Regions from separate parts of the Homo sapiens genome. Here region 2 is linked to region 1. A link is an interaction called in ENCODE POLR2A ChIA-PET data of the cell type or tissue named here. Cell type or tissue: HepG2. All regions are shown on one strand. Each heading gives the region's core, and the rest is flanking DNA. Links, peaks and the distances in the headings are about the cores only.

Region 1 (16,012 bases), core at 4,552-9,551:
CATCAGTTCTTAATCTAAATTAAGAAATTTAGATTTGTGTATGATTTTACTCTCTTTTTCTACATTAGGTCACAATTTCCTGTTAGTGCAGGAAACAACTGCAAAGAGTATCTTCCCATTGTGTTGGGCTTAAATTTTTGTTTACCTTTATTATAAATAACACCAAAACAATAAAACAATTGACCTATCCTGAAACTTACTAGTGATAAGGAATACTGAAATTGAATTAAAACCATGTGTTTCTGTCGCCTAATAAATGTTAATCTACTTTAGAGAAATTATATTATTTTCACTGTTAGTACATGAGTGTAGTACGTTTTTACAAAAACAAAGGCATATACAGTATCATCAACAAGAGCGTAGAAGAAAATAGGATTAGTGATTTCCAGTTCTCTGCTTAACTCACTGCTCAACAGTTTCCTTCTTGAGTAGATTTGTAAACCCAAGACCAGAAACTAATGAATGATGGTGTTTAGATTTTTAAAAATTTTTAGACCAAGTTTGAAAAATGGGATAGTTTATATAAAAATTACTGTTTCTGACTCCTTTTGAACAAAGATCTAGCAACACTGTGCCTATAAACATGAAACAGTCCCCTAAAACCATGGGGGGCTGCTTGCTGTTGACTGGGCTGTGGTGTGGGTTCCCCATGCCGTTGCACCAGCAGTGGATGAATATGCCCTTACTCCTGGCCCCATCCCTGTCTACAGTCCCCTGGCCACACTGGGTGTTTCCCTGGGGCCCTTGATGCCAGCCAGTGTTGGCTCTTCTTGACTTATTTCTTCTATTTGTCACAGTACAACTGATTGATACTTATATGAAAGCATTCTTTACCATACTTATTACCTCCTTGCCCTGATGTTTACACTGAAATATTTTTATCTTTCTTTTAGAAATATGAAACTGAGGCAGAAAGAAATGAAATGACTTTCCCAGATCACACAGTGAGCCAACATCATGGTTTCGAGCAAACTTCAGTAGCAAATTTAAATTTGCGGTGTTATTCATGAGCACATATGACATTCCTTTCAACATTCACAGCTAAATTAAAAAGCAAAATGAAATGAAATGTTCATTGTTAACTTTTTAATATATATGTTAATTTTTTTGCATTAAATTTGAAGGTTATATCTAATTTTTTATTTGCTTTAGGAAGTCTGTTTACTGTTAAAAGAAACCATTGATTCAAGAGTTCAGGAGTACTTGGAAGTTCGCAAACAGCACAGGCCATCAAATGCAGAATTCACAAGATCCAATCCCTTGTCCTTAAAAGGTAGGCACAGAGCACTTTGATTTTGGACAAAAAATAAATAGAATTTCTGCTCCGTAGAGATGGCAATTATGTTTGACTCTGACTGTCATGTTAGTATAGTGATACATTTTAAAAATATGTCCTAATGAAGATACTTTGTTTGGGTAAAGAAAATTAACTGAAGAGCCCTCAGGACTTTTAATGGTAGGCAAAATGTATAAAAATAGCAAATAAAACATTCCTAAGGAAACTGTAAATTGTTTAAAGGATTGTTTTTTATTTTTAAGGTTTTTTTATTTTTAGTAGACTTAATAATTGTACACATTCATAGGATACAGAGTGATATTTTGATACGTGTATACAATGTGTAATTTTCAAATTAGAGTAATTAGCATATCTATCACCTGAGCATTTATCATTTCTTTGTGTTGTGAGCATTTAAAATCCTCACTTATGTTTTTTTAAAAAATATACAATAAATTAATGTTAACCATATTTACCCTATAGTGCTATAGAACACTAGAACTTACTCTAGTGGTAGTCTTATATCCATTAGCTAACCTCTTCCTATCCTTCCCTTCCCCATCCTTCCTAGTCTTCTAATACTCACAACTCTGATTGTATGAGCTCAATTTTTTTAATAAATAGCTTCTACATATGAGTGAGAACATGTGATATTTTATTTTCTTATTTTCTGATTACATCATCAAATTTTAATATGTCTATATATCTATTTTTCTTTTTTCTTTTTTTTTTTTTGGTTATAGTAGTAAGTTCTTAAGTGGTGATTTGTGAGATTTTGGTGCACCCATCACCCAAGCAGTATACACTAAACCTGATTTGTAGTCTTTTATCCCTCACTCCCTTCCCCACCTTTCTCTCTGAGTCCCCAAAGTCTATTGTGCCATTCTTAATGCCTTTGCATCGTCATAGTTTAGCTCCCACTTACAAGTTTGGCTTTCCATTCCTGAGTTACTTCACTTAGAATAATAGTCTCAAGTCCCATCCAGGTTGCTGAGAATGCCATTAATTCATTCCTTTTTATGGCTGAGTAGTATTCCATCGTGTATGTGTGCCGGACTTACTTCACTTAATTTCCTTTGGGCTCATCCGTGTTGCTATTGAAACAGGAAAAGATACCTTATCCCTGAAACAGGGCGTGGGATGGGGATGTGTCATCGGTGCCCTGCGGCTCAACCCTTAGGGGAACATACAGACGGGCAGTTCATAGGAAGCATGGGCTCCAATCCTGCAGCAGCGTCTAGGGTTGAGTGTTTACAGATCCTCAAGCCCCAGTGGGCGTGTGTTACAATGTGCTTTTTCAGTTTAGCCGTCTGCAGGCGGGTTGCGTTAATCTACTCGATTAGGCCCTCTGCCTTATCTCAAGGACAGAGGGCTTTCTGTATCCCGGGTTCTTGCCTTGGTGTACCGGAAATACTGGATCACACGTGGGCTTGGAGAATGGGTGCAAGGTTTTACTGAGTGGAGGTGGCTCTCCGCGAGGTGAATGGAGAGGCCAGAAGGGGGATCTAGTGGGAAGGTGGTCTTCCCCTGGAGTTGGGCCGCCCAGCTGCCGGACTCTCCGACTGCCCCTGGCAGAATTTCACGTTATCCCGCTGTCCATGGCCTGCCGGAATCTGCTGGTGCCTGTCAGAACAACTTCTTCCGTTCCTCTGCTCCTCTTGTTGTCCAGCCGCCTGTGTGTGTGCCCGCTAGGGTCTCGGGGGGTTTTATAGGCACAAGATGGGGGGCGTGGTAGGCCATGGTGTTCTTGGAAAATACAACATTTGGGCGTGAAAACAGGAGTGCCTGTCCTCACCTAGGTCTGTGGGCACAGGCCCAAGGGTGGAGCCCTCACCAGGGACCCTGCCCTTCTCTACCCAGCACTTCCTTGCCCCTCTCCCATATCACCATGAATGACAGATTTTATTTTATTTATTTATTTTTTTGTATATATTGCTGAATAGTATTCCATTGTGTATACATACAGCACGTTTTCTTTATCCATTCATCTGGTGATGAACATTTAGATTGATTCCGTTATCTTAGCTATTGTGAGTAGCACTGCAGTAAGCAAGGGGGTACAGATCTCTTCAATATACTGATTTTCTTCTTTTGTTAAAATACCTAGTAGGGAGATTGGTGGGTCATATGGTAATTCTATTTGTAGATTTTTGAGGAACCTCCAAATTGTTCTCCATAATGGTTGTACTAATTTAAATTCCCGTGAATCATGTATATGAGTTCCTTTTTCTTCACATCCTTGCCAGCACTTGTTAGTTTTTGTCTTTTTGATAATAGCCATCCTAACTGCGGTGAGATATCTAATTGTGGTTTTGATTTGCATTTCCCTGATGATTAATAACGTTAAGCAATGTTTCATATACTTGTTGGCCATGGGTATGTCTTCCTTTGAGAAATATTCAAATCCTTTGCACATTTTAAAATCAGATTCGCTTATTTGCTATTGAGTTATTTGAGTTCTTTGTATATTATGGACATTAGTCCCTTGTCAGATTAATAGTTTGCAAATACTGTCTTCCATTCTACAGGTTGTCTCTTCATGCTGTTGATTGTTTCCTTTGCTGTATAGAAGATTTTTAGTTTGATATAGTCCCATTTTTCTATTTTTGTTTTTATTGCTTGTGCTTTTGAAGTCTGATTCATAAAATCCTTGCCTAGACCAATGTCTTGAAGAGTTTCCTCTGGGTTTTCTTCTAGTAGTTTTTTAGTTTTTGGGTCTTAAATTCAAGTCTTTAATTCATTTTGAGTTGATTTTTGTATCCAGTGAGAGATAGGGGCCCAGTTTCATTCTTCTGCATATGGATATCCGGTTTTCCCAGCAGCATTTATTAAAGAAAGTGTCCTTTCCCCTAATATGGTTCTTGGCACCTTTGTTAAAAATCAGTTGGCTCTAAATAAGTGAACTTATTTCTGGGTTCTCTATTCTGTTCCATTGCTCTATGTGTCTGTTTTTATAACCATACCATGCTGTTGTGGTTACTATAGCTTTGTAGTATATTTTGAAATCAGGTAGTATGATGTTTCCAGCTTTGTTCTTTTGCTCACAGTTGCTTTGGCTATTTGGGTCTTTTGTGGTTCCATACAAATTATAGTGTTACTTTCTTCTATTTCTGTGAAGAATGTCATTGGTATTTTGGTAGGGATTGGTTAATAAATGCTTAGACTCTTGCTAAACTGTCAATTTCTAAAAGGTATGAGCATTGTGGACCCAGCTCGACCACAGGATTGATTTTCACTGATGACAGAGGTTCATTTTGTTCTAGGCTGTGTAGATCTAGACACCTGCAGGGACAAGAGGGACACGCCATGGTATACCACCGTCTTATATTGTTTATTAACAGCATCACTAAAAACAGAAATTGATTCATGCTTTTACTTTGTCATCAGTGCCAAAAACATCTCTCTATACATTTATCTAACTGCCTGTTTTCAGCTGATCCTATAGTCTTTTAAGCCTGTTTCAAAACCAAGTTCAAAACCACTAACCAAAAAGCCATGCCTATTTCCTCCTCAGTCTTCAGTTCTATGTCTCATGTTCCCTGAAAATAGAGTTGTTGTTTCTGTGTAGGTAGTTTGGATGAATGTGGATTGTTTATGCTTTTGTGTAAATTGGATATCTTCTCTCATTTGCATGAGTTCCTTACCTTTTGTTACATTTCCAGATCCATATATTGGAATATGCCTCAACTTGGGTATATATACTTAATATACAACCCTGGATAAGCTGAAGTCTCTAGGCTGGTGACTTTGCTCATTGCTATAATAATATTAATATTTTTTATGCTTTGAGATTTCTTTATAAACAATTTGCATAAATGACTTGGAGGCTGTTTTTCCAATTATATGATATAAAGGAGTATGAAAATTACTCACAAACTTGGTCAAAGAACAGCATAGTACAGACATTGCCAATAGCCTCATTGTTTTTAAGAGTTACTGAAAATTTATTTCAGTATCAGTAAAAATTAATGGTATAAGGCTTTTTAAAGACTTGACTGTCAATTCCCATCAATTCTGCCTCACTAATGTTTTTTCCTCTTAACCTTGCCAATATTGGGTATTACCAGTGTTTTTAATTTTTGCCAGACTGACAGTCCAAAAATCAAAAAAGGAGATATTGTGCTTTTTGATTTTTATTTATCTGTGTGTTTTTATGTGTTTACTGACAGAACTGCATATTTATAGTTTAGGTTTGTGGTTTTTGCCTTTTCCCTCCTAATTTTTTTTTTCCTTTTGTCACTCCCTTGGTCGAGGCCCGTCTTGATCAGCTCTTAAATTAATGCCACAGCCTGTGATTTTCCTCTTAATTCATCCACACCTCTGCTGCCAGAGTGGCCTTTTGAAGGCAAAAATGTGATAGCTCCCAGCTTGAAACCCTCTGTGGTCAGGAACCTTAGTTGCCTGACATTCTTTATTTCACTTTTTCTCTGCTTGAGACTAGCCAGAGTGGGTCTGGCTCTTAAGCAGAGAAGAAGTTGATTAAAGATATTAGATAGCTCATAGGATCTCGGGGAGTGCTGGAGAGCCCTGTTGTGAAGCTACGCAAAACAGCCTCAGCCATGAGTCGGGGACAGCTTTGAGACATGCTCCCTGTGATGCTTAGGACCACGTATCAGAAGCTTTGCCGAGCCTCATCCTCTGCCCCACCCTGCAGAGACTGACTGCCCGGCCTGTGGCCACAGCCTTGTGCTGTTTTTTCCCTTTTGAGTCCACCACAAGGCAAAACTAGATTTCATGGTTGTCTCCTAGTTACAAGTGAGTCAGGGGAGGCAAAATGTTTGGCTTTTACCTTGGGAAAGTGACACTTATAAAATGTGGAAAGTCATCAAAACATAGGATGATGGTCAACAATTTTGAGTGGGTGGACACAAGTTACAAATATCCACTAATAACTTTCCTCTTGGCTTCCTTCTTCCATGAGCTTCTAATCAGTAACAACAAGCTATTGCCTAACAGCCTGACTTTCCCAACTACAAAGGAAATGTGCTCACCACATATCCTTCAAAAGAGATGACCCAGAGTCTCAAGTCCCAGCTCCAAGTCCAGGACTTCTAAGTGATGTTTACTCCCCTTCTAGTTCATTCCCAGCCCATATTTGTTAACTTTTCAACTAAATAATGAAGTGAACTACTGCCAACAAACCTTAAATAAAATAGTAGGGAAACAGCCAAAAAAGTAACTGATGTATAAATAAATACATGATGCAGCAAAGGACAGTGAGGTAGGTAGATGCTACCATTCTAATTTCTGTAACTGTGAAATAAGTAGTTGATGTTTGTATCTTCCCTCCTCTATTTATTTTGTATTCCCTGTGTTCTTCGCCTGTAACTCATCTGATTAGCATTCTTTACCTTCATTCCCCCAGGATTTGAGCTGCCAGTGGTCCTGCCTTGATGAGATTGCCATTGTTTTAGTTAACTTTTAGCACTGGGTATGTTTCACCAGGTAGAACTGATTACATTTTTTTTTTTTTTTTTTTTTTTTTTTTGTCTATATACCTCTCTCCCTCCATTCATCTCATCATGAGCCAGCATTTCAACTCCCCTTTGGCCTGTTTGTATATTGCCATAAAGAGCCTGAAACAGTCACATGGTACTTTGAACTTTCAGCCCGATTCATTGTTATCATCTGTGTTATAATCATCCTTTGAGTACTAAGGAAGCAGAGTCATGGGGATGGAACGTAAACGTTTGCTGAGGTGGTCACCTCGCTTTTCCAGTCCTTCGTTCCAGGAACCATGTATCTGGCCAAGGTAGCACATGTTCTGCTGGTCGGAGCCTATATTGCATCCCTTAGGACCTTACTCCAGTTCTACAAGGTCCTGCCTCATAATTTGCATCACAACTGAGTTTTCAATAGACCTTTCCACCATTGAGTAAGGCCAGCTGCAGTTGAGCTGTGCTTGATTGTTTGTAAGACCATTGAATTTTACAAGCCTACTGTCTTATTTTGTTTCCTGTAAAATGAGCTGCTTTGTCAGAATCGCAGTGGTGGTGATGGCAAGTGAGGCCTTCCTGAAGTCTGTGGATGATGTGGCTGGCAGAAACATGGCAGACATACAGGGCACATCCAAATCCAGAAGAAAGCTCCATTTTAGTGAAGATAAGGCATTGGCTCCTCTGTGATGAAAGAGGTCAAATGTCATCTACCCACCATCACTGGCCTATCTCCCTATGAAATGAGAGTTGGTGGCAAGGCTCAGATTAATTGCTATTGCTGGCAAATTGGGCATTTGGCAGAGCTCAGTCTTGGGTAGGTTAAGTCTGTGTTGAGCCCTAGCAGAACATTCATCCATGCCTCCATGGCCACATTGCTTATGAGCCCTTTGAGCAGGTACTTTGGCAGCTAGGGAAAGAGGCCAGCCAGCATCCATGGGGTATGTCACCTTGTCTTACTCATTATAAGAACCTCTCCTGAATGGGGCTTGCTGTGGTGTGAAGTATCCCCCAAAATTCACACATTGGAAATGGTCCCCAATGCAATAGTGTTAGAAGGTGGGGAAAGTATTTGCATATGAAGGCAGAGCCTTCATAAATAGTTTAATGTTGTTTTAAAAGGGCTTGATGGAGGCCTTTTTGCCCTTCCTCCTTCTGCCGTGTGAGGATACAGCATTCCTTCCCTCTGGAGGACTCAGTGTTCAAGGCACCATCTTGGAAACAGAGATCAGACTCTCGCCAGACCTGCTGGTGCCTGGTGCCTTGATCTTGGACTTCTCATCCTCCACAACTGTGAGGACGTAAATTTCTATTCTTTATTCTAGTTTGTGGTATTTTGTTTTAGCAACACAATAGACTAAGACAGGGCTCTTTGGAGAACTTTCACAAAATGTATAAATATTCTCACACTCTATATAACTTTTCCCCAAATATTTATGTCACCAGTTCTTGATGACCCTCTCTTCAAACTATTAACCACTGCCAGTGAATCAGTATATATTTGTTTCTCAGGCCATCTCTCCTTATAGGCCACATAGACCCAAAATATACCACTCAACAGTCTGCTCACTGGACAGATTTTTCTTTTCCACCCTGAGTGAGGTTATATCATCACATTCATTCACTTCTGGCTAGTACCATCCCATTGGGCAGTGCCACTGATTAGGCACAAATTTTTATCTGTTCATAACTGGCGAGTGAAGCTATTGCCTTTTCAGGTCTCTCATAGTGGTCAGAGAAACACACAGACATACTCATTGATGTTTGTGCCTATTTCTTAGTAGTAAGGGGTACAAGGTGTAAAAAACTTGACTTTCCTTTTAGATGAGCTTTTTCCTGTGCACCAGGCCATTGTACATTCAGAAACTGTATTTTGAAAGGCTTTATCTGTCACCATCTGACATGCCTGTGTCTTAGCATGACAGCTAGAATACACGCCACCTTGTGCTGTGTAAGTCCTATCATAATGCCTTTGGTGTGGTAGACCAGAACAATGTCCTGCAAGATAGTGAGATAATGAAGTTCCCTGTAGATTCAGTAGTGTCACTGAAGCAGAATGTCAACAGAGCAATGAGGCAAAACAGTGAAGCTGCGTGACTTTCTCTGCCAGTAGATAGAAACCTGCTTCTGTGTTCGCTGTTCACTGAGATAGAAAAAAACAGATTTTGCTGCCTCTGTAGTACTGATGCTAGGTGCTGTAGTTCTCCAGCTGAGAGATCGCCTCTGGAAGAATCTCTGGCTAATTAAACTTATATTAACCTTCCATCATTCTGTAAGACTCATCTGTGTTCTGCTTTACCAAAGAGGAAAGTGAGATAAGACCATATGAAAGATGCTCATGGATGTTTCAGGTTTCTCATGGCGGCAGATCTCTTTGATCTCCTAGGGATTAATACTGATTTTAGTTTACAATTTTGGTGGGATGGGAGAAGTTCCAGAAACTTTCACCTAGCCCATAATTACTGTAATAGTTCTCACTCCCTGAAACATGAATTCCAACTGTGGATTCTGTCAGTTGCAGAATAAACCTATCCCAAGGATACACTCAGCAACTGGGAAGACAACTGCAGATTTTTACAGTCATGCTGTGCCCTTCGTGAGATGAATTTAAGCCACATTTCTAGATGTCACCCTCTGGTGGATCACAGCAATAATCAGGAACCCAAGAATTATCTCAGAGCCAATGCCTAATCCTCCTCAAAAGTTCGAATATTTCTCTTTTTCCCTTGTGCAAATACCTTAGTAATCTCTGTTGATCCCACGTGGAAGATTTAAAGGATGCACTTGTAACGTTATTGAAGGGTCCTTACTTGAGGACTGCCTGGCTCTCCTTTCGAGGAGAAAATAAGTCCGTGTACTGACCCAAATCTGGAGACTGGCCAGGTGGCAAGTCAGGTCCCTGTGCACCAGATCTAGATTTTTTTTTTTTTTTTTTTTTTAATTTGAGACTGAGTTTCACTCTTGTCGCCCAGGCTGGAGTGCAATGGCACGATCTCAGCTCACTGCAACCTCTGCCTCCCAGGTTCAAGCGATTCTCCTGCCTCAGCCTCCCAAGTAGCTGGGATTACAGGTGCGTGCCACCACACCCAGCTAATTTTTATATTTTTAGTAGAGATGGGGTTTCACCATGTTGGCCAGGCTGGTGATCCACCCCCTTCGGCCTCCCAAAGTGCCGGGATTACAGGCATGAGCCACTGTGCCCGACCCAGATCTAGATTTTTTTTTTCCTGTTATACAGTGTATTGGTTTGCTAGGGCTGCCATAACATACCACAGGCCGAGTGGCTTAACTAACAGAAATTTATTTGTTCTCAAAGTCTAAAGACTAGAAGTGTAAGATCAAGGTTAGTTTCTTCTGAGGCCTCTCTCCTTTGCTTGTTGATGGCTGTCTCCTCCCTCGTCTTCACATGAGTTTTCCTCTGTAAATGCCTGTGTCTCCTCTTATCTAGAAGTCTGAGATTAAAGTATTGGCAAGTTAGTCTCTTCTGAGGCCTCTCTCCTTGGCTTGTCGATGGCCGTCCTCTCCCTTTGTCTTCACATAATTTTCCGCTATAAATGTCTTTGTCTCTTCTTATGAGGATGCCAGTTACATTGGATTAGGCCCCATCCTGATGACCTCATTTTAATTTAATTACCTCCTTAAAGACCTAATCTCCAAATATAGTCACATCCTGAGGTACTGGGAGTTAGGACTTCAACATATGAATTTGCAGGGAGAGGTGCACAGCTCACCCCATAACATACAGTTTAAGTAGAGTCTAAGTATGTTCTCCGTCTTATTTGGAGGTATGGACATAATCAATTAACTGGTAAGCCAGAGACAGCTCTGGGGTGCACCACTCTGAAAGGGTTCTGACCAAGGTCACCACTGGATCATGGCCCTCCAGTAGACCAAGTGACTTGTCCAGCCATGTGCTTAAATTGACTACAAATTTCTACTCACCCAGTTACCAACTGCCCCACCTTTACTCTTGAGCTTTGGTACTGTGCAGACATCATATCTGTTCCAGCTGTTAACTCTCTCAGCAGCTAACTCTTACTCCCTGGGGGACATCCCTCACCCACAAGGTGGCTATCCACTCAGGAGTGGCCTTGGTAGCATGTCTTTCTCATGTTGAGCCACATACCATTTTGCAGATAGTTCTGGGGAATGCAGGGGGATCACCGGGCACAGGCTGGTATTGTCACACAGATCGGCATGCAGACAGATCATGTACTCTGGGCATCGTGTACCAAGGTGTGCTCCTATGTATCACACACATACACTCTTTTTTTTTTTTCTTTTTTTTGAGGCGGAGTCTTGCTTCTTTGCCCAGGCTGGAGTGCAGTGGTACGATCTCAGCTCATTGCAACCTCCGCCTCCCAGGTTCAAGTGATTCTCCTGCCTCAGCCTCCTAAGTAGCTGGGATTACAGGCGCCTGCCACCACGCTGAGCTAATTTTTGTATTTTTAGTAGAGACAGGTTTTCGCCATGTTGGTCAGGCTGGTCTGGAACTCCTGACCTCAAGTGACCCACCCGCCTTGGCCTTCCAAAGTGCTGGGATTACAGGCGTGAGCCACCACGCCCAGCCACATGCACACTTGTTTTTTGAGACAGGGTCTTGCTCTGTTGCCCAGGCCAGAGTGCAGTGGAACAGTCGTGGCTCATGGCAGCCTCAACCACCTGGGTTCAAGTGATTCTCCCACCTCAGCCTCCCGAGTAGCTGGGACCACAGGTGTGTATCACCATATCTGGCTATTTTTTTAAAAAAATTTTGCAGAGATGGAGTCTCACGATGTTGGCCAGACTGGTCTAGAACTCCTGGGCTTAAGTGATCCTCCTGCCTCAGCCTCCGAAAGTGTTGGGATTACAGACGTGAGCCTCCATGCCTGGCCTGCATCACCCTTTTTTATTGGGCAGCATAAAAGTGACCTTGTGGAGTTGGGGGTGGCAAACATTTGAGTCCCAGGTTCGGGCACCGAGCAGTCTGGCTGCTTAGGAGTATGCTGGACAAGCCAGTTGCCCAGGACCTGGAGGCTTTTGCAGTCTTCCAGCTAGACCTGCAGTCGGCTGAGTTCAGGAGGATCCTCTCTCCCCAGGGACTAGGAGTCATTATTCCCAGATGGCCTTGGCCAGCAAACCCAGAGAGTGCCCATGGTCATTGATCAGCTTGTCACTCTCCCCTAACTCCATCCCCAGAGTGTGCTGCTGTCTCACCCTGGGCTTCTGCACACACTGCTTCTGCTCCCCTGTGTGTGCCCTCCTCATCCTCCAGCCTGTGCTCAGGTATCACCTCCTCCAAGGAGCCTTATCTGATTCTGTGTAGCTTCTCTCTCAAGAGCACTTCCCTTCCTCTCTCCCTGCTCACCCTCTGGTGTAGCAGCACTCATTGTTCCAGTTGCTTCCCTGCCTCACAGATAGGCTTCAGTTTCATTGAGGACAGGAGTCTTGTCCTGTTCAGCACCCACTGCAGAGCCTGTCAGAGCACAAGTGTTGGGAGAAATAAATGAATTGTTACGGCTCACAGGTCCCATTTTCTTTGCTGAGACTTTACAGCATGTTTCCATTGCAACATCTCTTGCCCCTTACACAAAACACAGAGATGAAAGTGGCCTGTGAATTACAAATTATTGAATAGCTTTTCTCATCTGGTTTTCAGAAAGTCAAAACCACAACTTACCCCAGTGTAAGATTAGGCTGCAACATCTTCTGACTCCAGGGACAGGAAATACCTTCCCTTCAGCCCCACCCCACCCCAGGTCTTTGTTAGTATTACTATCCTGCCCAGGTACCTTACCGAGCGTCCACCCCTCGGATGCTGGCTCTGGGTTAGATCTTCCACCTACCCATGGCAGATCCCTGAGACAGTCCTTTCTAGCCAGGCTTCTTAGCCCTTCTTTTAACCATTCCTAAGCTTTAGAACCCTTTCTCTACAGATGAGAGCCAGATTTGTGGTTCAAGTAACTTGCCCAAAGATCAGATACTAGCTAGGAAGTGTCAGAGGCCACATGAAAACTCCACTGTCTGACACCGGGTTTGTCCTCATTGCTTTGGTATCCCTATTAAGGAGAGTATTGTATGTTTATGTGGTTTTTTTAAATACAATTTTCCTCTAATCATAAAAACACATCTGTCTTTAAATTAACTAGGAGCAGTATTCTGCTTGAATTACCATGTGGGTATCTTGGTTTAAAGTTCATATTCTCTATTCTCTGATCATGAGATGGAAAGGGAGAAATAGACCCCCAAACAGAGCTCATCTTCCAGCTGTAAGCACTTGCCTCAATGCATTTTGTCTAAATAGGGTTCAGGACATTTTTCTGTTTGTGGAACAGTAACAGTAAATTTTTTTTACTGCCTATTATTCTATTCTGTATAACCTTTTCTTGTAGTTAACATCTAAGAAACCCAGTCCTTTGGAAAATGCCATAAAATAAATTAAATTTTCCTGGGTACTGTGGTTTCTGTCTGCAGTGGCCTGCTTTTTGGCATTTCTTCTAAGCTGAATGCTTCTCTAAAATCTTAGCTTATATCTGTAGCCAAAGTACCTAGCCCTCTGCTCACCCTTCTGTGGCATCCGAGGTATCTTTGGTGAACATTCAAGGACGAATTACCAAGGTGTTCTCTCTCTTCGTCAACACTCACCTCCCAAGCAGCGTTCTGTGGTGGGGCACATTACCACCATGTTGGGGAATCAGTGTGTGTTCACACGACAAGAGGCGAAAAAGAAAAAGACAAGAATTGCCAAAACAAGCAAATTTTTCCTATTCTTTCCTCTGTCTGAGAAATGTTCCTCAACTTTCCCCAACACCCGATGCATGATACCTGCCAAAAAAAGCTTTCTCCTTGCTCTTCAGACACAGGCTCATTGTGAGCCATTCTCCCCGGCATCCCCGCGAGTGCAAATTTGTGTATGTGGTGTTTTGTTTTGTATTTATTTTCCCAGCCCTTTGAAAACAGGGCCTTTTCCTATTTAAAATAAATTTCAGAAGTGAAATACTTTTTCCCTTTTGAGAGCCCAGCCCTTCCTCCATACAAACCTTCAGGCATTTTCAGAGGACAATGAAAACTTGCTCTAAAACACCATCCATAGACTTCCCTTCAGTCAGTGTTTTTCTCACACATTAACAACAAAATAACAAGTACTGTACATCCAACCACTGTGATCCCTGAATAAACATAGGCCCTTGACAAGTAATTCTATTTTTAAGAGTCATTTTTTATGTGAGTCAGTTATTACAATGGGCAGTTAGAATGTGCTCCTATTGTGCACACCCATGCACAGTAGGAATGGAACTGTACCGCAGTCACAGAGCAAGCTAGGTAGTTCTCTGACTTCCACAGCAGACATGGAGGAGGACTAAGAGGGGAAGAAATAGTCACTCATGTGGTTTTAGCAACAGTCAAACTGCACAGCACATTTTCAGTTGTCTGCTGTTCTATTAAATATTTTTACTGTTTAGACATTGTATTTTTTCTATTCACAGCCCTTTACAAATAGAAGTGGATTTCCCTAGATCTCTCATAAAGCACTGTGGAAACGTGTTTTCTTTTTACAAATGTTTAAATAGCTTTGGTTATTATTTACATTTCTTCCCATAATGGACTCAATCAAAACATTTTATAGGCTTTTATCCACACATGTAAAGCTTGAAAGGGCAATAATGAGAAAGCAAATGCCAATAAGTTGTCTGGTGAATGTGCTGCAATTTCAACAAAGATTATTTTTTCAGGAATGGGTAATTTGTAAAACTTGAAGTTTTATACTTTTTACCAAAAGTGTGCTAAAGCACCAATGACAACACAAAATGCTTTGCTTTCTCAAAAACTGGGGAAACTTCTCTAACCACTTATTACAGTAAATGGAAAGTAAACAAAATTTCTAAACTTTCAAGGGTAATGTTTCCACTTGTTATCATCACCTGTTATGGACATAGCCAGAGTTGCAGTGACTGATACTTTTGTCTACTTTTAATTTTTACAAGAAATTAAAATTCAAAAAAACGTGATGTACAAATCTTCCAGAAAGGTTAGAATTGTTTTGACCAGAGGTTGTCAAACTTCAATTTGAACCATTACAAGACCTTTCCCATGTAAGTATAAACCTTATTAGAATGATCCTGTTGGCCTGCTGTGAACATACTGCTTCTTTCTCTCCCATCTCACCCATCTGAACCCACTACCCCACACATCAGAAAGATAATTTTTCCATCATAAAACAAAGTTCATATTGCCTTTGTTCTGCTTCAAATTACAATGCCAGTTCTGATGGAGCTTTTATGGTGACACAACTCCAGTATTACTTTTGCATCTGCTTGGGCTTGTTCACATTTACAACCAGACTTTCGGCATATCTGGGAACTGGAAAGCTCACAACAGCTCTACCAAATACCCCAGGACTCTTAGATTCTTGAAAGATCTCTGTTACCAAATGCTACTTTCCAAGACTTTTTTTCTGAGATGGAGTTTCACTCTTGTTGCCCAGGCTGGAGTGGTGCAATCTCAGCTCACTGTAACCACCACCTCCCAGGTTCAGGTGATTCTCCTGTCTCAGCCTCTTAAGTAGCTGGGATTACAGGCACGTGCCACCACGCCCAGCTAATTTTTGTATTTTTAGTAGAGACGGGGTTTCTCCATGTTAGCCAGGCTGGTCTCGAACTCCTGATCTCAGGTTATCCACCCGCCTTGGCCTCCAAAAGTGCTGGGATTACAGACGTGAGCCACCGTGCCTGACCGCAAGACTTTTTTTTAATGAGTTGTTCCAGTTAGCTCAGAGCCCTGCCCTCTCATTAGCTCCATGAAGACTGATGACTTATTACTACATATTCCAAAGACAGGTCCCCACTGGGGTCAGGTAGAACTGGTTGGCATTCCTGCCCCACTAGGAGTAGGAGGAAAAGTAATAGGAAGGAAAATCACTTGCCCTTAAATTGATGTGGGGTGAGATTAAAAACATTTCTTTTGGTGATCTGTTCGGTCACAGTATTTCTAACGATGACAACTGGATGGGAGGCCTGTAGTTCCATTTTACCCAGCAGAAGAGAACAGTCCTGACCCAGTGAAAGTCATTTATTCCAGCATGTTGGGAACATAGTACCTGGGGCACTGGTTTTATATTGTCTGAACGGTTTAGCTGCCACATAGCATTGGGTAATAATGTATTGGGGTGAGGGCTGGGGCATACAGGGAGACAGTGAGACCCCTACAAGGCTGTACTTTCCTTTGACACATTCCAGGTGAAGTCTTAGAAGGCAGCAACTTCTCCTGTGTTTGACAGATAATAATAATCAGGAAAGCTCTCCCTACCCCCCACCCCCAATAT
Region 2 (16,012 bases), core at 6,558-11,557, 140 kb after region 1:
GGAGAAGAGAAGACAGTTCTCCAACAGAGGGGTTTCGCTTCTAACAAGTGGACTGATTTGTACTAGGCTGTCCCTGAATCTGTTTTCCATGTTTCCTGCCCTTTGATTTTATGCTTCTTATCAAGGGTGGCCCCACCCACCCCACCCATTTTTCTTCAACTGATATTGTAGGCACAAGAAAATACCTCGTGGAAATAGGCCAGGGTAAATATATGAGCATTTATTCTGAATCAGCTTGATTTTCAAGTTTTATTTATACAAAAGGCAAATGGAGATGTTCAATGAACATGTTTTATGAAGAATAATAAGATAGAATAGTCTGTCATGGTTTTTGCCGGGCCTGCACCCAGATGTTCTTGGACCCTTTTTACTGGTTCAGGGTGGCCCCATGCCTCAGCTTGTGTGCACTGTGATTCTAGCAGCATGAACTATTAGCTTTCTTCAGAGGATGGCCCTTAAGCTACCAGCACTGCTTTGCCCATACAACAAGTGGACTTCCAGAAGTATCTGGTAGTTTACATAGCCAATGACTAACAGGTGTGGGTGTATGAAGGCCTAGCTCCCTATCTCTAGGTGGGCCAAACTCTCTGGTATAATTTATCCTTCGGAGTTTCCTGCAGGATGGGCCTGTGGCCGGGACTTTGCCTGAAATCACCACCTTGGCTGGCTCCTTCCCTGTTCTGGTTTCCTCATTCTTTTACTAGTTTGTTCTGGGAGCTCTTCCTTAATAAGCCACATGTACGTGAATTCTTGTCTCAGGCTCTGCTTCTGGATAACCCAAACTAAGATATAAAATAAAATGTCATGGTAAAAGAGAAGTGTTAAAACAATCAAGCTTGTGTTCGGGTCTCTGAATACAGAATTGATTTATTATACAGTCATGGACCCAGTTTACTTTTCTAATTTTGTCTCTCTATCTAAAATATGGAGGTGGATTCTAGCTTTCTCCATTGTTTTTGAATTTTATTATTTGCCTAAAATTTTGGCTAAATCTTGCACTACTTCCTGGCTATAATAAATCTCTAAAGAAGAACCTGGATTTAATTTTCTTCATGGTGCTTTTAGTTGACTTCTCAAAGAAAAATTTTTTTTTCTTTTTTGTTCTGGCATACAAATTATCTTTTTAATTATAATTCTTATGTACATGGTATTTCTACTATGACAGTATTACCTGGAAATATGCTTTCATGGCAACAAAGAACACCTTGACACTCAAATTTTGATCATTGATGCTTTCAAGAAGAAAGATTTTTGATCAAAAGGGGGAAACGAGAAAAGAAAAGAACTTTTATCTGAGGAATGTGAGTCCTTTTTTGGGGGGACAGAGTCTCACTGTTACTCAGACTGGAGTGTAGTGGCATGATCTCCACTTACTTCAACCTCTACCTCCCAGGTTCAAGGGATTGTCCCACCTTAGCCTCTTGAGTAGCTGGGACTACAGGTGTGTGCCTCCATGCCTGGCTAATTTTTGTAGTTTTTGATAGAGATAGGGTTTCACCATGTTGGCCAGGCTGGTCTCGAACTCCTGTCCTTAAGTGATCCACCCACCCTGGCCTCCCAAAGTGCTGGGATTACAGGCATGAGCCACCAGGCCCGGCCTGAGTCCTTTTAAATTATTAAGCTCAAAGAGACACTAAAATGACAAAAATCATGTCCTACTTCCCCCTTGAGCTATGTGTTCATCTCTTGAAACTGCTTGCTAGTGCTATAAGTAGCTATAAATTAACCTAATAGTGCTGCACCAGACACTGTAACCCATACCTTACAGCTTAACAATGTAGAGCCAATCACTAATCAATATTATTGCTGTAAACCAAAGAGAATTCTTGACAGAAAACTTTGTATCAGCCCATGCCCTGTGACCCTTTTTTTTTTGCCTTTAAAATTCCATTTTTAATTGCTGCTAATCAGAGTATATATTCAGGGCAATTTGAATGTATGTACCTGGGTTGCAATCTTCAAGGTTGGCCCAAATAAACTCTCTACTTATATATATATTTTAAATGGAGGTAATAATTACTACCTTGTGGCCTCATGTAACAGATATAAATTTCATCTCTGTAAATCTGTAACTATATCCCAACAGGGCTTGAAAGATATAGACCAGCATTGTCCAATAAGACTGTTTGTGATGCTGCGTTCTCTGCATTACCCATTACAACCACTAATCAGATGTGGCTACTGAACAGTTTAAATATGGCTAGTGTGACCAAGGGATTGGATGTTTAATTAGTTTAAATATAAATAGCCATGTGTAGTGAATGTATATCATATTGGACAGCAGAAGGTAGACTAGATGATAGTATTATAAAGTTGATTTCCTGAGTTTTGATAATTGTACTGTGGTTATTTAAGCCATGGTTTTATAAACTTACACAGAAATATTTAGGAGTAAAGAGGAATCATGTCTGCTACCCATTCTCAAATGGTTTTCGGAAAAAATACATATAAAATAGTTGTGGTAAAAAAATGTTAATATTTAGGGAATTTGGGTGAAAGTTATATGGGAATTTTTTGTAGAAAGTAAAAGGGTAAAAATGTCAAATTCTTAACTGTCATGATCATAAACTGGAAGATAGTAGTTGAAGTCAATTACTTAAGTGGTAGCCATATATAAATATTATTTAGCAATATGGAGGAAAATACTAGAAGAAAACAAATTAAATTACCTGAAATATTGAAAATGTCTATACATTCTTCCCATTCCATTCTGCATGCCCTTTTGCAATATAATTTTGAAGGTCTGCTCATTGAGTAGTCTATTTCCTGATATTTGCAACTGGAGTTAGTCATGTGAATTGCTTTGGCCCATGGAAAAGTAGCAAATGTGACATAGGCGGTGAACTGAAAATCGCTTGGTTTTGGTTACTTGCCTTTCTTGATGCTCTTAGGCTCTTGGGAACTCTGCAGCCGCCACTGTGGGAACAAGCCTTGGCTAGCCTGTTGGAGGATGAGAGACCATATGAAAAGAGGCCCTGCCTTGTCAGTCATTTTGGCTTTCCTGGCTAAGGCCCCAGATAAGATAGTGAGGCCATCTAGCTTGTCTATCCACCAGCTAACCTCATATGTATGAGTGAGCCCAGCCAAGACCAGCAGAACTGCCCAACTGAGCCCAGACCAAATTGCCACCCCACAGTGTCATGGGCTAAACATGTGGTTGTTTTAAGCCACCATGTTTTAGGGTGATTTGTTTCCTAGAAACAGCTAACTGACACAAAAGTGCTTTCCTCTAGGGAAAAAGATAAGCTTGTCATGGGAAATATAACATGGTTTTGGAAAGCATAGGTGTTTGAGTTATAGCCTACCTTTCATTTTCCAGTTGTGTGGCCTTGAGGAATTTCAACTCTTTTTGTCTCAATTTTTATATCTTAAAAGTGGAGATAATAGTACAATCTTGTATATTTATTATAAAATAAACTTTAAAAAGTTACATAAAATACTTGATGTAGTACTTGTGTGTGATAGGTGTTCCATAAATTGCTAGAGACTGTGGAGGTGAGGTCAAGGCTAAATAATAGTGTCAGTTGCAATAAGAGATGAAGGATGGTGCTGTCAAGTGCACTGCATTCGAAAGTACACCAGGAGAGTTTGATTCTCTTTCTACAGTCTTCTGGCTGGGGAATCTAGGAAAAAGGACCAGACTACTCTAGTGGTTTGGATTTGTGTCCCTGCCAAATCTCATGTTGAATTGTAATCCCCAAGGTTGGAGGTGGGTTTTGGTGGGAGGTGATTAGATCATTGGGGTGGATTTCTCATGAATGTTTGGCACCATCCCCCTTGGTACTGTCCTTGTGGTAGTAAGAGAGTTCTCCCAAGATCTGGTCATTTGAAAGTGTGTGGCACCTCCCCCTCTCCCTTTCTTTCTTTCTTTCTTTCTTTCTTTCTTTCTTTCTTTCTTTCTTTCTTTCTTTCTTTCCTTCCTTCTTTCTCTTTCCTTCCTTCCTTCTTTCTCTCTTTCTTTCTTTCTTTCCTTCTTTCTTTCTTTCTTTCTTTCCTTCCTTCCTTCTTTCTCTTTCTTTCTTTCTTTCTTTCTTTCTTTCTTTCTTTCTTTCTTTCTTTCTCTCTCTCTCTCTTTCTCTCTCTCTTTCTCTCTCTTTCTCTCTTTCTTTCCTTCTTTCTTTTCTTTCTCTCTTTCTCTCTTTCTTTTGTTGGAGTCTCACTCTGTTACCCAGGCTGGAGTGCAGCGGTATGATCTCGGCTCACTGCAACCTCTGTCTCCTGGATTCAAGCAATTCTCCTGCCTCAGCCTCCCAAGTAGCTGGGATTATAGGCATGCACCACCACGCCTGGCTAATTTTTTTTATTTTTAGTAGCGATTGGGTTTCACCATGTTGGCCAGGCTGGTCTCGAACTCCTGACCTCAAGTGATCTGCCCGTCTCACCCCCTCTTTCTTTCTTGCTTCTTCTCGGGCCATGTGATGTGCCTGCTTCCCCTTCGCCCTCTGCCATGATTGTAAGTTTCCTGAGGCCTCCCCAGAAGCTGAGCAGATGCCAACATCATGCTTCCTGTACAGCCTCCAGAACCATGAGCCAATTAAACCTCTTTTCTTATAAATTACCCAGACTCAGGTATTTTTTATAGCAATGTGAGAACAGAATAATACGCCATGATTCTATTGTTTATAAACATCCATTACTTTTCTAAGAAGTTCATGAAGACCAGAGCCAGAACTTTCTAGAGTAGAAAGTAAAGATTTAAGTTAAGAGTCAGGCAACTTCAGACACAATCACAGTTATACAAATTAATGTTGGACAAAGCCACTCACTAGAGAGGTCCAGGGAGGAAGACCATCTCTTGAAGTTCATAGTGGGTTGATTTCTACAAGAAATGGTGCCTTTCAGAGGGATTAGTCATGGGTAGTTCAATGTAAGATGAGAACGATGGGCCTATAGGTATTAAATCAGGTCCCAGACTCAGATGCTCAAAGGTAGGTGCATTAAAGTTCTGCTAGTTGCTATAGCAAACCCAAAATGCATAATGGCTGAAACATAATAGAAGTATTTTCATTTCTTACTTATCTAAAGTTGTTCTAGTCAGCAAGTGGATCTTCCAACCTGGGATCTTTCCATATGATGGTTCTGCCATATTCAACATGTGGTTTGACTGCATCAAATGGAGAGGAAAAGAACATGGAAAATCACATGTGAGAAATTTTATGGCATTCACCATAAACTGGCACATGTCACTGCTATACACATTCTTCTGGCCAGAGCTCAGTCATATGACTATAATCTTAAAAAAAAAATCAAATGCGATAAAATATGCAAAACAAAAAATTTACCATTTTAACCATTTTAAAGAATATAGTTCAATGGTGTTAAACACATTTATAATGTTGTGCATCTGTTACCACCGTCCATCTCCAGAACTCTTTTTATCTTGTATGATTTTGACTACTCTAAGTATCTCCTGTAAGTGGAATCATGCAGTGTTCATCTTTTAGTGACTGGCTTATTTCCCTTAGCATAACGTCCTCAAGCTTCTTCCCGGTAGTAGCATGTTTCAGAATTTCCTGCCTTTTAAAGGCTGAATAATACTGTGTTGTGTGTCTATACCACGTTTTTGCTTATTCATTTATCCATCAGTGAACACTTGGGTTTTTTCCACATTTTAGCTATTGTGAATAATGCTTCTATAACCATGGGTGTACAAATAAGGATATATAGTCTTGTGTGTTCAGAAAGAGAAACCATGTTTTGTGAACTGCTCTCCCGTCTCTGCCATGCAAGGTACATATGTGAGCTCATGGGATGGTCAAGTGTGTGACAGTGGGGATGGATGGGGACAGTGGGGATGGATGGGAACAGTGGAGAAGTGGAGTGCTGCTTCCCCAGCTAAAAAGACAGCCATTTCTCAGCTTCAGTTGATTGGTGCCAGGTAGAAATGCCAACCAGAGGTGGCCAAACCTTCCAATTTTTAAAAAGAGGTTAGACATCTGAACTGACATAGAAAATTTCTTGACTTAAAAACATTGGTGATGAATTTATGAAACAAACGAATAGTGTCAAGAAGAATCAAAATCCCCTTGCAGGCCCAGTGTGGCCTGTGTGTTTTAGGCTGCCAACTTACTGTGTCTATGTTGGACCATGTGCTCAATGGGAAGGACAGATAATTTGATAATGAAAAACAGGCCTGGGAATGCTCCAGGCAGAAGAGTAAGGGGCAGAAATCAGCCTGGCTCTTGGTAGGACTTCATTCCAGCACCAACTAGGAGCTACAAAGAAGCTGGGAAAGACCCTTTGATCAGAGATTTTCCAGAATACCTTCAAAAAGCAGCAGCCTTCCGTGGCCAAGCAGGGGCAGGGGGTGAGGCTGAGAATGATAGGTAAGAAAAGAGTGACATGTGAAATGACTGAGGCCACGGGACATCCGTCCACCTGTGCTCAGCCATGTCATGCCTACCTGTATTGTCCCAGTGGCACTGCGAGAGGAGCCAGGGCGTCGGCTCGGCACAGAAGTGATTTCACCGTTAGTCACAGACGCCGCGGGTGTTTACCGCTCCAAGACAGAGGCTTTGTATGTCTATGTGTGGACACACATTTCCTGTAACACTGTGAGTGGCTGTCAGGTTTGGGGTTTATACAAAGCTGTGGTCATGTTCCAGTCACACCTTGGATGATTTAGAAAGACTGCAAACACTGGAACTGAAAGCCTATTATTTTCTTGGTAAACTGACGTTGACCTCGAAGGCAAGTCATCAATGCCTATTCACGTTGTACCTAAGTACAACAGATTCTGTCTGTCTCATGTTCTCAGTCCATCCTAATGGGTCCGTGACACACTGATGGGATGCCACTCTGTGCTAGGCACTGTGAGGAATGGGAAGATCATAAACCTCACCATCCCTACCCTTGAGGGCTTTATGATCCTGGGGAGGATGGAAGAAATACGTAGTCCTAGGAAAAGAAAAGCTGTATCCAGTACAGGAAGGGCATGTGGAATGAGGAAAGGATGGTGGGAACGGAAGGAGCCTGAGGCCTGGAGGGGGATTCGGAGGCCCCGACGGACCGCACTGTGGAGGAGCTTTCTGTAGAGCGCAGGATCCACTTAAGCTCCGCGTGTGTGTAGGGATTGTGTGTAGGGATACGGCAAATATCCTGCAGTTGATTGCCAGACGTACAGATCGATTGCAACTTCAGTCCCTTTTAGAAAACAAAAAAGAGACAAAGGCATTTAGGCAGGTGTTTGGGATGTTTTGTTGAATTGGGGACCTGTTTTTATCAAGGTAACGTCAGTTTTGTGGAATGTGATGGTCACAGACGTGGTGTGTTCTGGAGGCTGTGTGGATGCGGGAATCACCTGCTCCCAGCAAAGGAGTGACCGCTTGGCTTGGAAACGTACCAGTGTCCTTTCCTCTGAACATTTCTCCTCAAAAACATCAGCAAAGCCCCCAGAAATCTCTGCCAAGAAGGTCTGAGCAAAAATCCTTCTAAGGTTCTCTTCATGATTTATGTTAAAATAAAAAAATATGTTCATCCCTGATTAGAAATATTCCAACCTTTTTTTATGGTTATAGTTCCAAGCATTTGCGACTACGTTCTCCATTTGGCAGGATGATAAGTTGGGAACGGAAAAACATGCCAACTTTGGACAAAATATGATTGTGTATTTTCAGTTGCAATCCAAAGTCACAATTTGGACTATGAAGCTGGTTCTATATCTTTGCCAAGTTGGGCAAGGAATCTTGGCGGAAAGATGCTTTTTAAAGACATGGAGTGTTGGACTAGATGTCAAGACATTTGTATTTGGGCTTCTTTGGTGCCACTGTTTGAGAAAGCAAAGGCACCCTGGCTTTGCTATTTCTTTCCATTTTAATGTAGAATGATGCCTGAGTCCTCTTACAGAATGTTGTATGGCTAAATCAGACCTTCCTTTAGAAATATTTAGAATCCACTCTAAGTTGGCTATCTAAAATAATTATTAATTAATAATACCACTTCTACTATTATTATTGCTGCTGTGTTATTACCGTTTTAGCTGTGATTATTGTACCACCATCTCTGTTTATTATAAAATGAGATGCTCTTCTCACTCGCTGACTGGTATGTTTTCCAGACAGACCAAAACAGTCCCAGAGAAGTTAAAAGTGAAAATAATTTATGTCACACTGCTGAGGAAACTGAATACCCAGTGGTCAAGAAATAACCATGTCAAAACTTCTAGGAAACTATTAACTAATAATGTTGCTTCAGAATCACTGAGTATGGGCACTCCTTGATACTTTTCACCCTAGCATGGGCTTTAGATGTCAATATTCTGATTTATATTCACCTTCTTTAGACCTACCTAAAGCTGTAAATCGATGTTTTGTTTTATATTATATTAACCCTACTTAGACCTTTCTAAAGTTATATACATAAATATATGATTTTGATATTGCAATTATGTTGCAATAGTTGCACTAATGCATGATAGTGCTTTCCTGAATCACAAATTTTGAGACAAATAGATAATTTTAACACCAACTTTTTCTGTACCAGCTACTTTAACACTTTTCTCCTATCAGGCTCTTTTGATAGAAAAATATGAAAAATTTAAGAATGTCTAGCATACACAAACAAGCTGAGCTGTTAAAAGCATGTCAACTGAGAAGTCACACACAGTAAATTGCAGGTGGCAAATGAGTATGAAGTACATGGGCAGAATGAGAAGCAGCAATGCCACCTTGGCTGGGAACTTCAGAGCAGTGCAGTAATGTGATTATAGTAATGATTCAACAAGTCATCGTCTGCTGCCTTTGTCCACTGTAATTAACTTTTTGGAACTGCGCAGCCTCTGTCTCTGGGCTCATCAGCTGGCCTAGCTTTTGTGTCCCCAGTCTGTTATTTCTGCCCAGGCTCAGGAGCCTCTAAGCACATTGCTAAATGAATTCATTGCTGGAACAAAGATTTGGTGGTCGAATAGAGATGGCTATCTTTTGTTGTCAGACATTCAATCCCATATACCAATCCAATTACTTAAGCTGTTTCTATCAGTCTTATTAGGGCTGGCCATTGAGGCTGGCTAGAATGCTGGTCGCTGTGTCTTGGAAGAATGTGGTGGAACAGATTAGCGCTTTAATGAGAGGCTTTCTGAAGGCCAGATCTTTTCCCTTGTATATATATCGAGATCTAGGAATCATTTTTAGGCGAGGGCCCAGAGTCATTGTTACAAAGACTGATCAAAGGATGGCTGGAAATCTGTACGATTGCTTGAAGAAATTTTATGGGTTATAAAATATTGGCATGGGTTCTGTCTGTTATGGGCTATCTGATGAAAATCTCTGGTAGGCTGGGAAAAGGAAATTGCTTATTGGCATTTATTCTGTGGGATGGATATCTTTGGAGTTTGCATTTGAACTCTTTCTTCACTGTGTTACAGGTCAAATTCTGTACTTAGTACTAACATTCCAGGAATGTGGGCTGCATAAAATCAACATAAGCCTTGCTCCATACTTTGCTACCCAGAAAAGCATTATGAGAGAGTGGCTCAGACAAGGGTGAATGGATGATTACTAAGAAAAGATAGCAAGGGTGGAGTGAAATTGCAGTGGTTAATGTGTAGCAGTTGAAACCTAAAGTTAAAATCTGAGTGCAGTTAAGTCAAAGAACTTAGAACACCCTTGCTCTGACTATCAAGAAAAGGTGGTAATTGGTTTTAATGTTCAAAGAAACACTATTCACCTTCTATGTGTTATGCTTATTGCTCTGGAAATGTTTCTGAAATGTCAGATGCAAAGAGGGTTTATTTCATTTTATTTTTATTTATATATTTTTTGAGATAAGGTCTTGTTCCGTGACCCAGACTGGAGTGCAGTGGCATGATCATGGTACACTGCAGCCTCGACTTCCCAGGCTCAAGTGATCCTCCCACCTCAGCCTTCCGGGCAGCTGGGACTATAGGTGCATGCCACCATGCCCAGCTAACTTTTTTGTGTTTTTTGTAGAGACAGGGTTTTACCGTGTTGTCCAGGCTGGTCTCATACTCCAGGGCTCAAGCCATCTTCCCTGCTTGGCCTCCTAAAGTGTGGGAATTACAGGTGTGAGCCACTGTGCCTAGCCCAAAGAGGTTCTATTTTAAAGGAAGGATATCTACTCATACTTGGAAGATTGTAAGCCAATAGAAAAATATTTTTTTCCATAAAATATTGTCTTATAGAAACTTTTAAACAGACACTAAAGTACCCTTTACCAGATTCAATAATTAATTATAGTTAATCTTGCAGCAAAACTCCCTAACCTTCCTAAACAAATCTCTGACTTCATATATTTTATCGATTGCTATTACCTTCTAAAAAATGATAATACTTTAAAAAAGCATAAACTGCAACAAAATTATCATACCTTAAAAATATTAACAATAATTTCCTAACATCCACCAATATTCACGTGCGAAATTTCTCATCAGAAGAAGATGTAGAGGCTGGGCTTGGTGGCTCACACTGGTAATCCCAGCACTTTTGGGAGGCTGAGGTCAGCAGATCACTTGAGGTCAGGCATTTGAGACCAGCCTACCCAACAAGGTAAAACCCCTTTTCTACTAAAAATATAAAGATTAGCTGGGTGTGGTGGTGCATGCCTGTACTCCCAGCTACTTGGGAGGCTGAAGTGGGAGGATCACTTGAACCTGGGAGACAGAGGTTGCAGTGAGCCGAGATTGTGCCCCTGCTCTTTAGCCTGGAAAACAGAGTGAGACTCCATCTCAAAAAAAAAAAAAAAAAAGATAAAGAAAAAGATGTAAACACATTTGGCCTATTTTTTGGTATGCGATATTTTAGATAATTTTAGATCATAAATGCCCTTTTCCCAGGAAGTTGTTTCTTATCTTTGCTATACAAACTTATTCCAGATTCTATAAGGACATCAAAAATTAGAATAAGGGTACATTATATTTGTATGAAAAAAATATATAAAAAATTAAACAATATATCTTTAGTAAAAAGAAAAATCTTTCATGTGCACAGATGTTTTGGTTTTTATGTTAGCCTCTGTGAGACAGCTGGATATGTTGGAAATAAAGAAATAACATAACAGATACCTGTGCTTCATTCGTTTGACCTCAGCATAGTATTCTTTCTCCTTTACCCTTGATGTTCACTCTCTCTCTTTCAATATAATGAAGTCTATCAAAATATAAAATTTTATGGGCTTTGGAAATAGTCTGAGATTCAAATGCAGCAGGATTTGGTCATGGATTCAAAAATAGGGGCTTGAGACCTAGAGATAGCTATTTTAAATATATAAGGCCATTTTCCTAAAGTGTAGGAAGAAAACTGTGAGGAGAGCGTTCAGCTCCCTCATAAGCTAAGCTAGTTTCATACCTTCTGAATTGGTGTAGATCAAATACTGAAGTAAAATGGTAACTGAAATGAAACATAACAGAATGACCTCATTCAAGTCATGAGTATGGGGTGGGGGGTGTGTATGTATTTCTGTATGTATCTGTGTGTATGTATGTGTAAGTCTGTGTGTGTGTGTCTGTGTGTATGTGAGTCATCTGTGTGTATAGGTGTGTGTGGCCACTTGTGTGTATGTGTGTGCACCTGTGTGTATATGTGTGCATGAATGTGTGTATGTATGTATGAGTCTATATGTATTGTGTGCCTGTGTGTGTGAGTTAGTGTGCATCTATGTGTGTAGGTGTGTGTGTGTGTGAGTGTGTTCAAAGAAAAGCAAATAGTCTCCCTTGGATTGCCCCAATACCCTACTCATTTCTTTATAAGATAAAACCACAAAAACTAACAAATGCAGAATTCTGCTTTTCACTGAGAAACGCAAAGCCACTGGTGCCTGCTTTCTTTGTTTAAAAAAAAGAGTTAGAAAGGTCATCCAAGATAGGAATAAATGGAGGCAGAGGCAAATCAATGTTTAACTTGGAAATATTTTTCAGTTAATCATCTCTGACCGCTCACACTAAGAGGGCACTCCTAGAGTGTTGGCAAACGTGAACTGGAAGTCACTAAGCTACTAGTAAAACAGCCAGACGTCAGGATCCGTATAATCAGAAAGCCTGAGGCTCTGTAGGTTTAACCTAAAATGGCGAGAAAACCTTCTTCTGAAAATATGATCTAGAAATATTTTGACTTCTAGACTTTTGCTTCCAAGTATGAGGATTATGAAACCATAGGACTTTCCTTGCTTTAGGATTATAAAAACCTGGGACTCATACCTGGTAGGAAATTTGTTGAAAGGTGTGGGAAATCGTCTTGGAGTCTGTGATATAGCTTTCTCTCCCTGTTTTCTTTTCTGGCATATGTAACTTTATAAAATGCTACAGAATGTGACTTAGTAGCTTTGTGGCTCTTTTGTTGGCTTTTTTGGTCATTTTGTTATAAGGAGCAATCTTTAAGAAAGGTATGGAAAGCATATGGGGCCAGTGGGGTCAATATTTGCTCTAATGGGCAAATAGACTTTGTTAGTCTCATTTCCATTTTTTGTGTGTTTGTAGATGGCCAGCGATGAGGACAGGCTATGATTTTGACAGGCTTTGTTCATTCTTCTGTACGGGTGAAATAATTATCTGTCAAACAAAAGAAGTAACTCTTTTTGCCTTTGAATGTGACATACCCATTACATTCATGTAAAGTCGAGTTTGTAAAGAGATTCTTAGTCAAAATGTCACCCTTGACATAAGGCCATTGTGCTTGTGAACTGCTGAGCATATGGCATGCTTGCTATTCTGCGACCCACTGCTCCAAGAGTTCCCTGTGCCATGGACATTTCTTTACAAGAAGAGAGTAATGCAACTGGTGCCAAAACGATGAATATTCTAAGACCCCAAAGATGCATTTCTTTTATGAGACCTGATCTTTCTAACATTTGGATTCTAGACACATGAAACAGCTTGCAATAATTTAGCAGCAGTGAGATTCAGCAGAGCCATATTTGAATTATTGGAAAAGTCTGAATTTTGGTTTTGCATTTAGGGAGCCTTAAAAGATCTGATTTGTAAATGCTTTTGAAGAATTCACGTGGACTAGAAGGATTTTACAGGAAACATGAAAAAAAATGCCAGATTACATGTCTCCTTTATCATTCAAAAGAATAAAGTCTGTATCTGTTGTGTTCCTTTTGCTTTTTTTAAATTTTTTTTTATTTTTTGAGACAGTGTTTCCCTCTGTCACCCAGGCTGGAGTGCAATGGCACTATCTTGGCTCAATGCAACCTCCGCCTCCCAGGTTCAAGCGATTCTTCTGCCTCAGCTTCCCAAGTAGCTGGGATTACAGACACCCACCACTCCCAGCTAATTATTTTGTATTTTTAGTAGAGACAGAGTTTCACTATGTTCTTTTATGGTGAATGGACAGCAAGACCTTGATGGAACACACACAAAAAATTCTTCATTAAGTTTTGGCTTGGGTCTTTAATCTTGCAATGCTTTTAAATAACATTGCTTTTTGTTATTAACTATTACTTTATTTGGGGCCTGGATATCACTTCTCCTTGGCCATCACCTTGGTCCACCAGTGCTGGGAGAACTATAGGGCCATGATAAAACCCAGTGAAATCAAATGGTAAGAGTCTGCCCATGGGTTTATCTGCCACAATAACAGATGTATTTTCTTCCTATGAAGGAATTGTTTTCTCATTCAAACTTGCCTGAAGAGAGGACAGATGGTAGGTACTCTGCCTTATGTGTCGGTTAGCACTGTTACATAACAAGCTACCCCAAACTCTGTGGCCTAAAACAGTAAGATTTATTGCCCTTGGTTTGGCTGGATACTTCTGACACTGGCCAGCTCACTGTGAGTCTCTAGCCAACTGTGGGACAGATAGGGAGCTCTGTTTTTCTAGGCTGGGCTCTTTCACACGTTCAATGGCTGGCTGACTGTAGGCTGATTTAAGGTCACTTTGAATGGGACAATTGGAATCTCTTCCATGCAGTCTCATCCTCTGGCAGGCTCTTCTGGGCTTGTTCCCATGGTGGTGACAAGGATCTGAGAGACAGAAGCATGCAAGACTTCTCAAGGCCCATACTTGGAGCTGATGTGCTGATACTTTCACTGCAAAGTTATAAGCAAATCACAAGACCAGCCCAGACTCGAAAGGGAGGGAAGTAGAATCTTCCTCTTGACGGGAGGATCCACAGAATCACATTGCAGAAAGTGTGCACACAAAGCAACCATTACTTCGCACTATGAATGCAATCAATATACTTCATCTTAGTTGGTAAGTAATCTTCAATAAATCTAGGGATCTCTGATCCAGGTGAAAGAGCTGTGATCCATGGCCAATTGCTCATACCATATTTCTCAAAATGTGGTATACAGGTATCTTCTGCATCAGATTCGCCTATGGGATTTGAGATGCCCTAGACCTACTGAATTATTATAGAATCTAATTCTGGGTCTCAGAAATCTGCTTGTTAATTAAACTTCTTCCCCAACTCCCACCCCATAACTCTAATATTCAGGTTTGAGAATTTTTGTATTAGACTCACCTACTCAACGCAATCATCAAAACATGTAGATTCAAGTAATAGAACATATTTTTCGTATCTGGAAAACTAACTCTGAAATGAATTACAAAAAATGTAGTTGGACTATTTCAGTGAATTGACTTAAACAAATTCTTACCTTCTCCCAAGTTATGATGAATATGTTATGTCATAGTGGCACCAGATTAACTGATAAACTCATATTGGAAAAACAAGTTTGATTGATTGCTTTTGCTTTAATAAATTTTCACTTGACTAGAAAAGAACACAGATATATAGAAGATATAAGTTTTGTCCAGTGCATCCTAGCAAGGAAGCAGGGGAGGAAAAAAGATGTCTTTACATCTTTAAAATCCTTATCTTAATCTTGAACTCAAAAGCCTTCCATAGGAGTCATCCAGATGCCCTGCAGGTAGGGACCAGCTCTATGTGTGTGTGTGTGTAGCTCTATCTTTTCATTAAAAGCTTCTTTTGAGTCACTAAAAACTTTAGATATTCTGGAAGATTCTTTTGGGGTCAAAAAATATTTTAATGAGAGCTAGAAGAAAAATCTGAAAGGGGCAAATGAGGTTTTAAACAGGCTAGTACTAAACTAGTTTCTTAGATTCTAGTCTTTACTGATACCAACTGAGCCTGCACAGAGGACCAGATTAGTCTTTTGAAAGCAGTATTGGGTGACTCTCATTCCTTGCTTGAAAACTGTTAATGATGCTTGTTGCCTCACTGGGTTTGCAAATTCAAAAGCATCAGGGGCTAGGGAAAGAAGAGTAAGTGAGTGAAACTGAATGGTTATGATTAATAGGGGGTGGTGAGGTTTCTGGTAAACTAAAAAATGCATGTCCTATTGAGAAGCAGTTAAGTTTAGATTTGCAAAAGAAAAACAAGACCTGCTCAATGGAACACATTTGTGGCTAAATTCAGCTCTTAGGCTACTTGTGTGTTACCTGTGGGCTGGCTCAAGTCCAGATTTATTAATCTGGCATTTGTGATTCTGTACAACCTAACATAGTGCTGTGAACAGAACAGGACTCTTTACTCTCATTTTTAATACAGAGAGGTGGAGGAGAAATATCATTAGGCTTTGGGAGTCTTGGGACTGAATTCTGATTCCACCACTCACTGCAGTAGTGTACAGCCTCAGATGACTCATTTTATCTGTCTCCGAGGCTTGTTTGTTTTTCATGTATACAATGTGGGCAGTAATGCCTGCCCTGCTTTGTTCATGTATTTCTTAGAAAAATAAAAGGATGCCGTTTAGAGCTACAGCACCAATACTGCAGCCACTGGCCATATGGGACTACTGAGAACTTGGCATGGGTCTAGTGTGACTGAGGAACTGTATTATTTAATTGTGTTTAATTTTGATTAACTTAAATTTAAGACCTGCTTGATTCAGGTCTTTGAAAACTTTTAAGAATGCCTGATACAACTTGAATTTGCCAATCTTCTTTTTAAACTGTAAATTTTAATCTAAATATAGATCAAATACTTCTGGTGAAAATTTACCATCTGAATTGAGATGTCTGTAAATGTAAAATACACACTGGATTTTGAAGATTTAATATAAAAAAGAATGTAAAACATATCAATAACTTT

What was found. ChIA-PET counts read pairs that join two places held together with the same protein. Peaks named below come from ENCODE experiments on the same cell type or tissue, not always from the same donor. Only the 100,000 strongest peaks of a DNase experiment are listed, where the experiment ranks them.
Region 2: POLR2A ChIA-PET joins it to region 1 with 12 read pairs; 3 of 35 experiments call an interaction of 5 or more read pairs at or near these places.

What each region holds. Positions count from the first base shown.
Region 1 is chr20:10,559,548-10,575,559 of GRCh38, forward strand. SLX4IP (SLX4 interacting protein) reads left to right here. Exons shown (of 8, transcript NM_001009608.3): 4 at 1,153-1,273. Among named protein-coding and RNA genes, the nearest start is that of MIR6870, 82 kb to the right of the region's middle. In HepG2, for the core only: no CTCF peak of the experiment used is centred there; DNase peaks (open chromatin) are centred at 6,264, 6,894 and 8,704.
Region 2 is chr20:10,699,604-10,715,615 of GRCh38, forward strand. No RefSeq gene overlaps it. Among named protein-coding and RNA genes, the nearest start is that of JAG1, 34 kb to the left of the region's middle. RefSeq lists an enhancer at 5,868-7,067. In HepG2, for the core only: no CTCF peak of the experiment used is centred there; DNase peaks (open chromatin) are centred at 6,578, 8,929 and 9,418; H3K4me3 peaks cover 90 bases.